Regions from separate parts of the Homo sapiens genome. Here region 2 is linked to region 1. A link is an interaction called in ENCODE POLR2A ChIA-PET data of the cell type or tissue named here. Cell type or tissue: MCF 10A. All regions are shown on one strand. Each heading gives the region's core, and the rest is flanking DNA. Links, peaks and the distances in the headings are about the cores only.

What was found. Peaks named below come from ENCODE experiments on the same cell type or tissue, not always from the same donor. Only the 100,000 strongest peaks of a DNase experiment are listed, where the experiment ranks them.
Region 2: POLR2A ChIA-PET joins it to region 1 with 5 read pairs; 2 of 35 experiments call an interaction of 5 or more read pairs at or near these places.

The regions. Positions count from the first base shown.
Region 1 is chr9:109,229,145-109,236,766 of GRCh38, forward strand. The region is part of intron 15 of EPB41L4B (erythrocyte membrane protein band 4.1 like 4B); the gene reads right to left. Among named protein-coding and RNA genes, the nearest start is that of FRRS1L, 66 kb to the left of the region's middle. In MCF 10A, for the core only: no CTCF peak of the experiment used is centred there; DNase peaks (open chromatin) are centred at 2,637 and 3,557.
Region 2 is chr9:109,066,776-109,074,397 of GRCh38, forward strand. It overlaps TMEM245 (transmembrane protein 245), which reads right to left. Exons shown (of 18, transcript NM_032012.4): 9 at 6,581-6,663. Among named protein-coding and RNA genes, the nearest start is that of MIR32, 24 kb to the left of the region's middle. In MCF 10A, for the core only: no CTCF peak of the experiment used is centred there; no DNase peak of the experiment used is centred there.

The DNA of each region.
Region 1 (7,622 bases), core at 1,068-6,067:
CACTTCATGTTCATGATTCTGAGATGTCAGGGTTTTCTTCTTCCATGGATCTTGTTACTTACACATTTCCAATGCAGTCTTCCTTGCTGAACAGAATTTACAACAGTAATAACTGCAGGGTTTCTTCTACCTCCTAAGTAACCAAATCATCAGCCATGCAGGCCAAGAAATCAACAGATTCCCCGCCTTTAACAGAATGCCCATGTCTGGATGGTCAAGAAGTCCCCCATAGGTACTACGCCAGCTGATGCAGTAGGAAATGCAATGAACTTCCCCTATCCAAAGTCGCATACATCTCGTCTGGATTGCTCAGTGCACACGTATCAAGTGCTGCCTGAACTTGGACTTACTCCTCAGCTATTTATGTCATGTGTCTTCACTCCAAGTTGGGGTTCCTGGCGGCGGGATCAGTGTATATGTAGCCCACACAGTAGACTCACAGGTAGCACACAAGTTCTCCACACACCTTCTGGAGGAGCTGGTTGGGACAAACTGGTTCCTGTTTTACTTTAGCCTCAATGGGGACAATTCCATATTCCTAATCAGAATTAACACATTGGGGATAAGCTGACAAGGACCTCAGTAGAACTTTCCAACTGGTAAGCCTCAGAAGGGTTGCAAGTGGGCTGAACCATTTATTCTCCCAGTCCTTGGAGTAAGTGGGCAGGACATGGGGAGCCTGGAGCTTCAAGCAGCCTTGTCTGCTTGTCCCAGCATGCTATACGTCACTTTCTATGTGTGCCAAGGACAAGAAAAAGTCAGGAAGCCCTGCCACTAGTCCATACCCAGTCCATTCGCCCGGAACTGTGGCTCTCCAATTGGGACTCTCTTAGGATAATTGACTCAAGTAGTGTGTTTTTACAGCAGATGGTGTCAGCCAGAATCATACCTCCTGATTGAACACCAGTGCAGTAATCATGCTCTTTAAATATTCACAGAGCAAAAAACCCCAAAATCTAACATTTTTGAGTGCCCAGTACTTCACCATCAGTTAACTTAATCTTCCAACAACCATTTGAAGAAAGGACAATTATTATTATCTTCATTTTATACATAAGGAAAGAGGAGCAGAAAGACCAAGGAGCTTTCCTCAAGTCATGTAGCTAGTAAATGGCAGAGCTGGGATTTGAACCCAGGTAACCTGGGCTCTCTGAATTGCTAGGCAATACTGCTTTGCCATGTGTTTGGAAGGAGCAATCTAATGACAAAAAAGGAACATGCATTGGTACTTAGCTTGGCTTTGCTGCTGTTTGCCTACGTGACCTTAGGTAACTCACTTATCTGGGTGGCAGACATTGCATTTTTGGACATTAAGCATTCGTATGCCAGGAACTACAGCTCAATGATATAATTTGATCTGTGCCATGTCCGACTGAGAGATGAGAGAAAGTACAATTTACTCATTCTGGTTTCCCAGATAGCTGTCGCTTATTTCAATTTTAATTTGGTAGAGACTAAACAGACTGATACATTGTTACATGTTCTTATTGAATTCAGGGAAAGCATACTATTTGGCAACAAGTAGAGTCTATATTTGAAACACTGTACCTTTTTCATAATGGATTTTCGAAGAAAATTGTATCGACATCTTAGAAGTGTCATACATTATGAATGTTGTATCTATTAATTAGGGATGATTTCTTATAGCAACTTAGTGGTCTTATATCTAAAAAAAAGACTAGTGAGAAGGTTGACTCTACTTCATCTTTCTTTTCAGAAAAGGTCAAAATTGGCCACAAGTGGTGGCTCACGCCTGTAATCCCAACACTGGGAGGCCAATGTAGGCAGATCATCTGAGGTCAGGAGTTCGAGACCAGCCTGGCCAACAATCAGGATGAAAACTCAACACTACTAAAAATACAAAATTAGCTGGGCATAGTGGTGCACGCCTGTAGTCCCAGCTACCCAGGAGAATGAAGTGGGAGAAATGCTTGAATCTGGGAGGTGGAGGTTGCAGTGAGCCAAGATTGTGCCATTGCACTCCAGCCTGGGTGACGAGTGAAACTCCATCTCAAAAAAAAAAAAAAAAAGGTCAAAACTGCATTTTTGGGTGTAGTTTAGATTCCTTTATAGAGACTAATTGGCCCAAAACTTTTCCAATTTGTATTTCTTTCAAGAAATGTTCCAATCAACTTTGCAAGCAATTCTGATGCTAGCACAGTTGATGTATGAATCCATGCTAGATGGGGAGCTCTTGATCTGATGATGATTAGTTACCTGGAGCCAAAGATGGCATCTTCTTCAACATACCAGCACTGCACAGAAACATAGCAGAACTTTATTCAATTAATTAGTTTTAGTGCATTTAAATTTTAATTCTCCTTAGGTAATTTATCAAATATCTATTCATAAAAGTTGCACTTTTGACATGAATTCCCTACTTGTTCCTAACTACATTATGTAGTCTCTGCAAAACTGCAGATTAACATCCCACATCCTAAGGACTGACAAGAGCCTTTGGGGTTCAGTAGTTCCTGGGTCTGAGTCCTGTGTGAGGTAGGACAGGATATGTGCTTCCATCTCTGAGTCTGGAATTTTCTTTTGGCAAACAACTATCAAATGATTTCAATAAATAGGTGTAAGCAGGTCCCGACATTTTTCTGCCAGAAAGGCTGTTGTGTTGCAATGCTATTCTTGCTAGGTTTTGCAATGGCTTCCTCATTGTGTGTGTGCCTTCACAGGTGTGCATGTGTGTGCAGTCCAGAGAATTACTATTTCATGAGTTGATTTTTGCTCAGAGGCTCATGACCAAGTTTATTCAATCTTTTTCTTGCCTAAAGAAAAAAAAATACAAATATAGTTGTTTTGCCTTACAACAGTCACTTCTAATAAGCTAGACTTTCCATTCTGGGTTTCTTTTTTTTTTTGATGGAATATCGCTCTGTTGCCCAGGCTGGAGTGCAGTGGTGCAATCTCCGCTCACTGCAACCTCTGCCTCCCAGGTTCAAATGATTCTCCTGCCTCAGACCCCCGAGTAGCTGGGATTACAGATGTGTGCCACCACACCTGGCTAATTTTTGTATTTTTAGTAGAGACGGAGTTTCACTATGCTGGCCAGGCTGGTCTCAAACTCCTGGCCTCAAATGATCTGCCCACCTTGGCCTCCCAAAGTTTTGGTATTACAAGCATGAGCCACTGTGCCCGGTCACTTCTGGGTTTCTTACAGATTTTTTTTTTTGGTGCGTCTCATTTCTGTGTTCCTGTGCCTTTATTCTGTTTTTTCAGGTGGCAACAGCATTAACAGACTTTCCCCTAACCACTTGTTTAAATACATCCTCAAACAGTGTTATATGAGAGACCCCAAAGGGACAGTAAGACAAAAATAATCATTGTCACGAAAGCTCAGCTGTGAGTGTAAAATAATGTCCACAAAGCAGATTCTTTGTCATCCTGTGCACTCTGACAGAGCTACGGCAGACTCAGGCATGAGCTGGGAAGTGTTATTTTTCCACTCCCCAGACGCCATCCGGCTCACTGAATGAATGAAATTAAAACATTATTCATCCCGGAATGTAGTTCAGGTTAGATGAATAAGATGCATAATCTGTTAAGAGTAGGTTTTAGACATTCTAATTGCACAAGACACCAATGTGAGTCAGAGTTGGAGCTGAACACTGGGTACGTGTTTCTAGGGTGATACAGATGAGGATTAATTTATTTTGGTATTCATTAGTGCTTAAAAATTTCCGCAAATGATCCTCTCTCTGTTCCCCAATTCTTGCAGGTTTTTCAGAAGCTTCTATTATGAACATCCTTAGTTGGCCTCCGAAGCTGTAACACTGATATGAATTTTAAGGGCTTAATGGTTTAATTGCCTTTAATACAGACAGTGTCCATTATTCAGCCAGGGAATGAAGCTGGTTGAGCATTAGCATAGCAACACCTCTTGCTTTTGAGGTCTCAGTGCAGAATGTGGATGTTTAAACCATTCACCATTCAGTAGGGGACGATTAGGAGGTTTCTGTGGGTTTCTTATAACATGAGCCTACAGGGATGTTCCTCTAATTATTCTAATCCTTTTTTAGTGGATGGCCTAGACTACAGCAGTTTTAATATTTTAAATTCTGCAGCCTTTCATCCAATAAAACCACAGGTGACTCTTGGGATGTGGCTGTAATTTCAGTTCCAATATATTGAAACTTTAATTGTAACTAGAAGTACATCCATCCTTCCTTGGTCAATGCACCAGGGAAATTCATGATGTCTGGGTGGGTATCTAAGAAGCCTGAGTGGAAAGTTATCAATACCCTCCCAAACAGGAAAGGAAACACAGATATTCAAAATCAATTCCTTTCCCTTTGCTATCTTTATGTTGCCCACATTCCCTTTTTCAGTTCTGCAGGGCAGTATCATGCTGACTGTTACCTGAATTTCTGGGAACCTACTTTTTTTTTTTTTTTTTTTGAGATGGAGTCTCGCTCTGTCACCCAGGCTGGAGTGCAGTGGTGTGATTTTGGCTCACTGCAGCCTCCGCCTCCCGGGTTCAAGCGATTCTCCTGTCTCAGACTCCTGAGTAGCTGGGGTTACAGGCATGCGCCACCAGGTCCAGCTAATTGTTTGTATTTTTAGCAGAGATGGGGTTTTGCCATGCTGGCTAGGCTAGTCTTGAACTCCTGACCTCAGGCGATCCACCAACCTCGGCCTCCCAAAGTGCTACGATTACAGGCATGAGCCACCACGCTTAGCCTGGAAACCTACTTTTAAAAAAATGTCTGGTAAATATCAACTCATTCAAGCCTTCCCTTTCCTCACTATTATAAATGCTAAGATGACATGGTTAATTGTACTTCATCAGCCTGATCTTTATTAAGGAGCATGACTCAAGAATAGGGGTTTCAGATGGTTCACAGAAAACATATAACAAACCGTCTTTAGAAAGATTAAAAGGTGCATAGCCTTGTTCACAGAGAATGTAATTAAAACAGAAATTCTGGATTTTACCCATCAGACTAAGTTAAAAAAAAAAAAAAGCTAGCAAAGGCTATGATTTGCTTCCTGTGAGGTCACAAAGGCATTGTCATAATTGCTGGGGGTGTCTGTGAGCTGGGGGGAGTATAAACAGGTGGAATATATTTGGAGAGAAATTTCATTAGACAATATCCAACTTAAATATGCACATACCTTTTAACCTGGATGCTACTTCGAGGGAATTTATTCTACAGATAGATTTGTTCAAGTGCACAAACACAAGGTACAAGAATGGCAGCACCACTGTAACTTGAGGGAGTTGATGCAGCTTAAATGTCCATCAATATTGATTGGTTAAATATATGCTCATTTATACATGGAGTAGCTCTAGATTGACAAGGAAAAATGCTAACAATGTTTGCTTCCAAGGAAAACTGGGGAATAAGAAGGTGGAAAGGAAAAGTAACTTTTGGCTATTTGTATTTGAATTTTTACTATTGTTTGTATTATCTATCTTAAAAAAGGCAACAGGCCAGGTGCAGTAGCTCTCCCCTGTAAACCCAGTATTTGGGGAGGCCAAGGCAAGAGGATCGCTTGAGCCCAGGAGTTCACACCAGCCTGTGCAACATGGCAAGACCCCATCTCTACAAAAATTTTTTAAAAATTTAGCAAAGCATGGTGGTGCATGCCAGCTACTCAGGAGGCTGAAGTGAGAGGATCACTTGAGCCCCGGAGGTGGAGGCTGCAGTGGGCCATGATTGCACCACTGCACTCCAGCCTGGGTGACAGAGACAGACCGTGTCTCAAAAACAAACAAACAAAAACAACAACAAAATGGCAACAAAGCACAGTGGTTCCCTTTTGTTACTAACTTTCCACTCAGTCTCCTGATAGTTAAAATCTTCCTCCAATTCGTCTAAGATGAAATCCCAAATTAGACAAGGTGGGAATGGAGCAGACGCTCTGTTTCAATTCTCCAAGCCTCTGAGTCCCAATCGTAGCAGCAGAATGGACTCTCAGCCATCTCACCAATTCTTTACTCTATGCCAATTCTGCCATGTGCAGATGGGAAAGCATTGTCCACATTCTGCCTGGACAGTTATTTCCTAGTATTCTCGGACAGAAATATCATTTCTATTTCTTTTTTCTTTCCTCAAAAGATCCCCATGGTGTTTCTGCTCTGAGTTTGTTAGTTTCAAAGAGACATGTCTTTATATATGTGTTAATGCTCTTACATCTGATCTGTCCTTTGGAACCAAACACCCCTTTCCCTTTGTAAACTTAGAATATACATCTCAAACCATCAATCTATTAGAAATACCATTTCTTCAGCTAGACTTTTTTTTTTTTTTTTTTTTTTTTAGATAGAGTCTCACACTGTCACCCAGGCTGGAGTGCAATGGCGTGATCTTGGCTCACTGCAACCTCTGCCTCCCTGGTTCAAGCCATTCTTCTGCCTCAGTCTCCCAAGTAGCTGGGACTACACAGGCACACACCACCACGCCCGGCTAGTTTTTGCATTTTTAGTGGAGACAGGGTTTCACCATGTTGGCCAGGCTGGTCACGAACTCCTGACCTTGAATGATCCACCTGCCTTGGCCTCCCAAAATGCTGGGATTACAGGTATGATTCACCACGCCCGGCCTTGAGCTATTTTGAATCTCTTTGGCCTGTTTCTGTCCACATGGACAGCTACGACCTTACGAACCACTAAAAATTCTTACCATCTAGCATCAAACACTGCGCAAAACATCTTTTGTATATAATGTCATTTATTGATAATTCTCTTATCAGTGAGATACTGGTAAATTCCATCTGGGGATGAGGAAAATGAGGTGTCCAGAAGAAATTGGCCAAAGGTCCCATGGCTAGTAAGTGGCAAAGCTGGGATTCAAATCGTGTGAGATTCCAAAGCTTCCACACTTCACCTAATCAGAGAACTATGGGGCTCTTGTCCCTTGACAAAACCAGACCACCACACTGTGGACCCTTTAATCCTTCTCTCATCTGGCTGGCAATGTCTTGCCATTTTACTTCTGCAAACTTCCATCTGTTTCCCAATCATGGGCTCCAGTCTTAGCCCAGGTGCTTAGACTGGTGTATACACACGCCCAGTCCTTCTCCAACAGCTGGAATTCCCTAGTCCCTTGCTTCTGAAGTGGGAAGGGAGGGCAGAACACACACTTGGTTTGATAGATTGCAGGGGGCCAGTTAATGATGAAATTAAAGCCATATAAAGAACCACTAGAATGCTCGCATTTTTCTGCTTCACCTTGGGCCTAAGGAAGTGCATAGCTTTGCTGAGCAGACAGATCTAGTTACTTATTATGATGTGTCCATCCATTGACTTAACATTATGCCTATTTAAAAAAAAAAAAAAGAGTTGACCTCTACTGAGAGTTAAAATTGAGGCATTAAAATAACGATGAACACAAGCAGATAAGTAGCTTTGCTTTCCAAAAGTGAAAAGCAAACCTGGACTGCCCACCTCAGGCTGTCCTGGGCTGCTAAAATGCAGGATCTTGGGTCTTACCACTGACCATTTAGAATGCCACAATCCACATTTTTAGTAAGTTGTCCAAGCCATTCTTTAGCTCCCTAATTTTGGCAGAAGTGGGCCTATTTGCAGAACTATTGAGGATTTCTTTTGCTAAGGCTTAGCTGAATGTCCATTTTACATGTTTGTCTTTTTGATATCCCCAGGGTTTCTTACA
Region 2 (7,622 bases), core at 1,486-6,485, 160 kb before region 1:
CAGGGCATGGTGGCTCACGCCTGTAATCCCAGCACTTTGAGAGGCCGAGGCGGGTGGATCACCTGAGGTCAGTAGTTTGTGACCAGCCTGGCCAACATGGTGAAACCCCGTCTCTACTAAAAATGAAAAAATTAGCCAGGTGTGTTGGTGTGCGCCTGTAGTCCCAGCTACTTGGGAGGCTGAGGAAGGACAATTGCTTGAACCCAGGAGGCAGAGGTTGCAGTGAGCCGAGATCATGCCATTGCATTCCAGCCTGGGCGGCAAGGGCAAGACTCCATCTCAAAAAAAAAAAAAAAAAAGTGTGAAGATTCATAGAGGTATCTGGACAGATCCTTAATGATTCACAAATGTCTATTGGGCCTGGGAAAACGTCTTATTGGCCACTATGAAAACACTTTCCCAATGTACTCACACAGGTTTCCTAAGAGCAACAAATGAGAGGAGCTGTTTTGGGGACAAGGTAGAGGTACTGGCTCAGTCCCAGCCTCCCTCAAGAGACATGGGGCCAGAAACACAGGAGCTGCCTTAGCTGGGCTGTACTCCGGCCTTACACCTCTACAGCCCCTGAACTGAGCTCCTTCCTTGGAGATTCACTGCCTCAGCCTATCACTAACTCCCCTACTCACTCAAGAGGGATCCCTCAGCAGAAACCAATGCCCTACAGTTTAGACTGGTCTGCCTTCACCTTCCTGGGTAAAGGTTAATCTCTATCACCTACTACCTACCAAGAGAACAACCCTGATTAAAAACAACTTAGTTTAGCCTACTGGGTTTCTCCCAAGTAAGCGAAGGGATAAGTGCAACTGAGAACCATTTCAGTGCCATCTCCTAATGAGGGTCCTGAGGCACAGGAATCAACAGGCTTGAGACAAGTCAGGAGAAAGCAGAAAATGAGCTCCCGACTAACAACTGCCGAAGACAAGAATCAGTATGTATAACATCATTATTTTCTTTAGAGCTCCACTAAGATGATCCTAATCTGTCTAATTTACCCACCAGCTTACGAGGCACATCCAGCAGAAGTCAAGGGACTACATGGGCCATATAAAACCACACCAAGTTGGAAGAAAGGACATCTGGACTTATTCTTAACTGTATCTTCTCCACTAGGAGTATCTACATGAATCCCCTACAAGGTCAACTGCCCTCCTGCTGACAGAATCCACTGAGTACTGAGAGATGCAGGAAACCATTATCATTATTTCATGCCGACCCCTACTATTTCCAATCCCATCCCCACCTATCTGCTGAAAAAGAATCAGACCTTCTATGAATCACCAAAGTCTAAGCAACTTCAAAAAGCCTTCCTTGGCCGGACGCGGTCACTCAAGTCTGTAATCCCAGCACTTTGGTAGGCCGAGGCAGGTGGATCATGACATCAGGAGATCGAGACCATCCTGGCTAACACGGTGAAACCCTATCTCTACTAAAAATACAAAAAAAAATTAGCCGGGCGTGGTGGCAGGTGCCTGTAGTCCCAGCTACTCGGGAGGCTGAGGCAGGAGAATGGCGTGCACCTGGGAGACGGAGCTTGCATTGAGCCAAGATCGCGCCACTGCACTCCAGCCTGGGCGACAGAGCAAGACACCATCTCAAAAAAAAAAAAAAAAAGGCCTTCCTTTTGGGAGGCCAAAGCGGGTGGATCACTTGAGGTCAGGAGTTCAAAGACCAGCCTGGCCAACATGGTAAAACCCTCTCTTACTAAAAACAAAAAACTTAGCCAGGCATGGTAGTGCGTACATGACTGTAATTCCGGCTACTTGGGAGGCACAGGAATCGCTTGAACCCAGGAGGTGAAGGTTGCACTGAGCCAAGATCACACCACTGCACTCCAGCCTGGGTTAGAGTGAGACTCTGTGTCAAAACAAAAACAAAAACAAAAACCTTCCTAAATGGAACATTAATTGGCAATAAAAAAGAACAAACTTGATACCTACAACATCTTGGATGAGCTTCAAGAGAATTATGCTAAGCAACAAAAAGCCAATCTCAAAAGGCTGCATGCTCCATGACTGGATTTACGTATTATTCTCAAAATGATTTTATAGCTATGGAGAACTGATCAGTGGTTGCTAAGAGTTAGGGAAATATTGAAGGAAAGGGTAGAGGATGGGTGTGGCTGTTAAGGGGTGGCATGAGGAAGCCTGCAATGTAACAGTTATGTACTGAGTGTGTTGATAGCTGACATGAAGCTACATAGAGGATGAAATCTGAAGGTCAGTGTATTATAGCAATGCCAATTTCCTGGTTTTATTGTACTATAGTTATGCAAGATGACAACACTGGAGGGGATGGGGTGAAGAGTATATGGGTCTTCCCTGTATATGTCTTTGCAACTCCCTGTGAATCTATAATTATTACTTCAAAATTTCAAACAAAAGACAAACCTTTCTTCTACTACCTGATCTGGGGCTGCTCAGATTGTGTGCCTTTGATACAGTTGCAGAGAGAATGCTGCTACTATTCAAAACCGGTACAAAAGGGCTCTGCATTGACTTCCAGTACAGAAGAATGACCCAAAGAAAAGGAGCCCTCTGGATGTGAGGGCTGAGGCTGAGCCCTAGAGGACAACATTTGGAAGGTCTATCATCCTATGAAAGGCTCTATCCACTTGCCTAGATCCCAGGTGGCTCCTTCCTAAAATCCCATACCTGATACATGTTGGTTCCTCCTTTTTCCCATTCTCCTTTTAAAATGTATTATATCCAAAGAGCCAGAGGACAGAAGACCTCACTTCTTACTTCAAAGATGTATGGCCCCTAATTTCCCGCCTTCCCCGCTCCACTGAACTCACAGTATTTATATCCATATCCATTCTGACCTGCTTTCCCCAGCTGTTCCATTCGTGCCATGGATTCATCTCATGCTTCATCCTCAGAGAAATGCACTAAGAATTATCTCTCTCCTAATATTTACAACCCCTTCCACTCTACCAGTTCTTTCCCTGGAGCATACAAACAAGGCTTCTCCATCTTAAAAAATTAAACAAAACTGCTCTATACCTCCTTCCCAGCTACGTTCCATAGGCAAACTTGGGAAAGAGCAGTCTATACCTGCTTTCTCTAGTTCCTCGTTCCCAATAATTTCTCATCACACTGCAATCTAATGGGCTTCTGCTACACCAATTAAATGAACTGCTCTTGCAGCTGCTAAACCCAATTTCACTCTTAGAAAATTTCTGCAGCAATTTGACATTGCTGACCACTACTACTGTCTCAAAACGTTCTCTTTCCTTGGTTTTCCTCTTACCTTTCTCATAGCCCATTCTCATTTTCCTTTGTGAACCTATTGTTTTTTGCTCACCCTTAAAGGCTTAAGATATCCACAGGGCGCACCTCCAGACATCCTCTCTGTACCTTACATACATTCTTTATGCTGATGCTTCTCAAAACTCAAGATCCAACCCAGACCTCTCATCTGATTCCTGGACTTACACAGCAACTGCCCATTTTTTAACTTCACCCCATCTCTCCTGAACCGCATACCTACATAGTCAACAGCCTACTGGATGCCTCTACTTACAACAGTCACCTCAAACTCAACAGGTAAACAGGGGAATTAGTTTCCCTACCAAATCTGCTCTTCTATTTCCTGTCTTGGTGAATCCACCATCACTCACTAATTTCCAAAGCTAGAAACATAAGTCATGCTAGATTTCTTCCTCCTATATCCAATTAATCACCAACTAACCCCCTTAAGACCTTATAAATCTGTCCCTCCTGTTCACCTCCACTGAAACTGTCTACAGTTCAGGGCTTTGTCACTTCTCATCTGGTTTACTCTAGAAGCTTTTAATTTGTCTCAAAGGTTTACATCTTGTATACCTTCAATCTTTTCTCCACAAAGCAGCTGAAAAGCCTGTTCTAGAATGAAATATGATGATTCTACTTCTCTACTTATATCCTTAATCAAAATAATAAACATATCTATCACTCCTAAAAATTTCCTTGCACCTATATGTATGTCCTCCCTAGAGCTCCACCCCAATCCACAGGCAACCATTAATCTTACTGTCACTACAGATTAGTCTGCATTTCCTAGAACTTTAAATAAATGAAATCGTACCATTTGGGCTTTTTGTCTGAATTTTTTCACTCAACTTACTTTTTTATTGTTGTTTTTTTGAGACATAGTCTTACCCTATCATCCAGGCCGGAGTGCAGTGGTGCAATCTTGGCTCACTGCAACCTCCGTCTCCCGAGTTCAAGCGATTCATGTGCCTCAGCCTCCCAAGTACCTGGGATTACAGGTGTGTGCCACACACCCAGTTCATTTTTGTATTTTTAGTAGAGATGGGGTTTCACCATATTGGCCAGGCTGGTCTCAAACTCCTGACCTCAGGTGATCCTCCCGCCTCGGCCTCCCAAAGTGCTGGGATTACAGGCGTGAGCCACCCACCGCACCTGGCCAACATACTTATTTTGAGAGTCATCCATGTTGGTACATGTATCATTAGTCCATTTTTTTTAATGCTGTATAATATTCCACTGCATAAATATACCACAATTTATATTTCAAAAGAAATATACTTCTTTTATGAAGATTCAAATAGGCCAGGCACAGTGGCTCATGCCTGTAATCCCAGCACTTCGGGAGGCTGAGGAGGGAAGATCACTTGAGCCCAGGTGTTCAAGACCAGCCTAGGCAACATGGTGAAACTCCTACAAAAAATATAAAAATTAGCCGAGTATAGTGGCTCATGCCTGTAGTCCCAGCTACTCAGGAGACTAAAGTGGGAGGAATGATTGAGCCCAGGAGATCAAGCCTTCAGTGAGACATGATTGTGCCACTTTAATCTAGCCTGGGTGACAGAGCAAGACCCTGTCTCAAAAAAAAAAAAAAAATTTTATTCTAAATCAAGTTCAAGTAATGTCCTAGGCAGGTTTTATATAAAAGAATAAAGTAGAGGCAAAGGAAAAAAATCAACTTAAATCTCAACTTATAAGCCTAAAACTGGCAGAATATTTCCTGACTTATGACTGTCTTGAGGTTAATAAAAGGCAGGTCATACAATGTGTCATCAAGTTGTTAGGTGGATAACACAGCTCTGCTGAACATCCCCCACAAAAACTGAAAACCCTTCTTCCAGAAGCCAAATTACACAGAGATCCTATAAAACAGAAGTTGGCAAATTTTTCTGTAAAGGACTAGAGAGTAAGTATTTTAGGCTCTGCAGAACATATAATCTCTGCCACAGCTACTCAATTCTGTTTGTCCTTGAAGCCCCAAAACAGCCAGAGAAAATATGTCAATGAGTAGACATAGGTATGTTCCACTAAAACTTCATTTACCAAAGTGTTGGGAAAAGGGCTTGTGGGGTGCCTGTATAAACTGGCCACAAAAATATGGGACAATAAGTTGTGGAAAGCCATGAGAGGCCTCTGAGTAGAAAAGTCTCCGAATTGCCATCATGTTCCCATACTCAGAGCAAGACCTGCTCTCTTATCTGTAAACACTGTGTTCAAGGAGAAAGACACTCCCTTGAAACACTGGAATGTGGACAGATGTGCAGGCTCCTAGTTAAGCCCGCTCCCACTAGCTACTCTCCAACAAGTTAAAGATATGCTGTTTGAGCACAAAGGAGATTGATTTAAACCGCTATTGCTATAGATTACACCTATGATGTACTGCCTCCCTTTCAGTGTTTTCACCCTGAACATCTGCTTTTTAGATCTAAGTGATTACACTCAATAAACAGTGTGGAGACCAGAGCTCAGCGCCTTTTGCAGCCTCCATTATGCAACTGGCCCCGACTCCCACCTTCATGAACTCTTAACCTGTACCTGTCTCTTCTCATTCCTTTGTCGCCACCGAACTTCAGGTACCCTACGGGTGGTGTTGAGGCTGGTCCCCAACACAAAAGGAGGTGGCTGAATTTGGCCCTGGGCCATAGTTCACCTATCCTTCCTCAAAAATAATACAATATGGGAATATGTCAATAATTATAAAACTGGGCATGGTGGTGTACACCTGTAGTCTCAGCTACTCCAGAGGCTAAAGCAGGAGAACTGCTTGAGCCCAGGAGTTCAAGATCAGCCTGGACAACATGGTGAGACCTCATTTCTTAAAAATAAATAAATAACATAAATTTAAAAATTATATAGAAAGTTGAGGAGTTACAGTTTCCATGTTATAGTGGAAACTTTCCTTCAGTTGATCAGAAGCAGTGGTTATAAATGACTCTGCCACTGCGGAATTATTATCTCAAGTTCCTTAACCTTTGATCTTGTTTCCTCATGTGTAAAATGGGGATAATTTCTTCAATCTATCTCACACAGTCACTGTGAGGAACAAATGACATAAGACAGATGAAGTGCTTTGTAAATTATAAACATGCTGTAAACCTCAATTATAAAACAAAGTATCATTTACCATGAATTGTACCTAAAATCCTGAGCACTTTCCTCCCACCCTCTGTATTACATGACATTCTTCTTCAAAAATGACAATATTTATCAAAGCTCTGGCAAACCCTATCTTTTATCTTCCAATGCAGCTGCATCAATGAAGGTCATTTCGTGCAAACAGATGCTGAAACTAGGCCATTCATCTCTCTTCTTTTTCAAAACAATATTCTTACTTTGCCCACTCAGGGTGATTTGCTAGAGTTTCATTAATCAAATTACTTGTGACTTCAATCATGTGTACACTCTCTTGATGTACCTGTATTACAGATAAAGAAAGAAAAGAATCTCAGTAAAAAATAAACCCAATTTAACATTTATTTTTCTACTCTATTATTGGAACAATGCTTTGAGAGCCAAATAAATACACATCTTTGCTTTAATTAATTTAGAAACATGCAGCGCAAAGTTACTATACATTATATCTAATGATACGCACTACGGGAAATAAAAAGTACATGCTAGCTCCCTGTTCAACACATTACTTAAGAAAAAAATACATAAATAGATATGTTCAAATACTTGACACGTATATGTACATACATTTCATTTGCATGAATATATCGTATAAATGTGTTTGTGTATCTATGTAAGCAATATCAGCACTTTGTGAGCTAACAGGTTCATCACGCAGTGTGAGACAAACAGGCAAATAAGGAACTAACTTTTTTTTTTTGTTTTTTTTTTTTTTTTTTTAGCCAGGTTCTCGCTCTGTCACCCAGGCTTGCTGGTGTGTAGTGGCGCAATCTCAGCTCGATATAACCTCCACCCCCCACGTTCAAGCGATTCTCGTGCCTCAGTCTCCTGAGTAGCTGGGATTACAGGCACTCACAACCACGCCTGTCTAATTTTGTATTTTTAGTAGAAAAAAGGTTTTGCCATGTTGGCCAGGCTGGTCTTGAACTCCTGACCTCAAGGGATCTATCCACCTTGGCCTCCCAAAGTGCTAGGATTACAGGTGTGAGCCACTGTAAGTAAACTGCAACTAAGTAAGGTTTCTGAGTAAAAAAAGCCAACAGAAGCTGCACCTCTGAATTTACCTTGCCCAATAACCAACAAATTGAGGGAGATAAAATGGGAATTAATCAGTTGAAAAAAAATTTTTTCACCCAGGACATCCAAACAAGGAAAGAAACATAATCTGATACAATTTGGAACTCAGCCATCAGGTAAAGAAACAAAACATTCTGGAGCACAACAGAGAGGCGTAACAGCTCA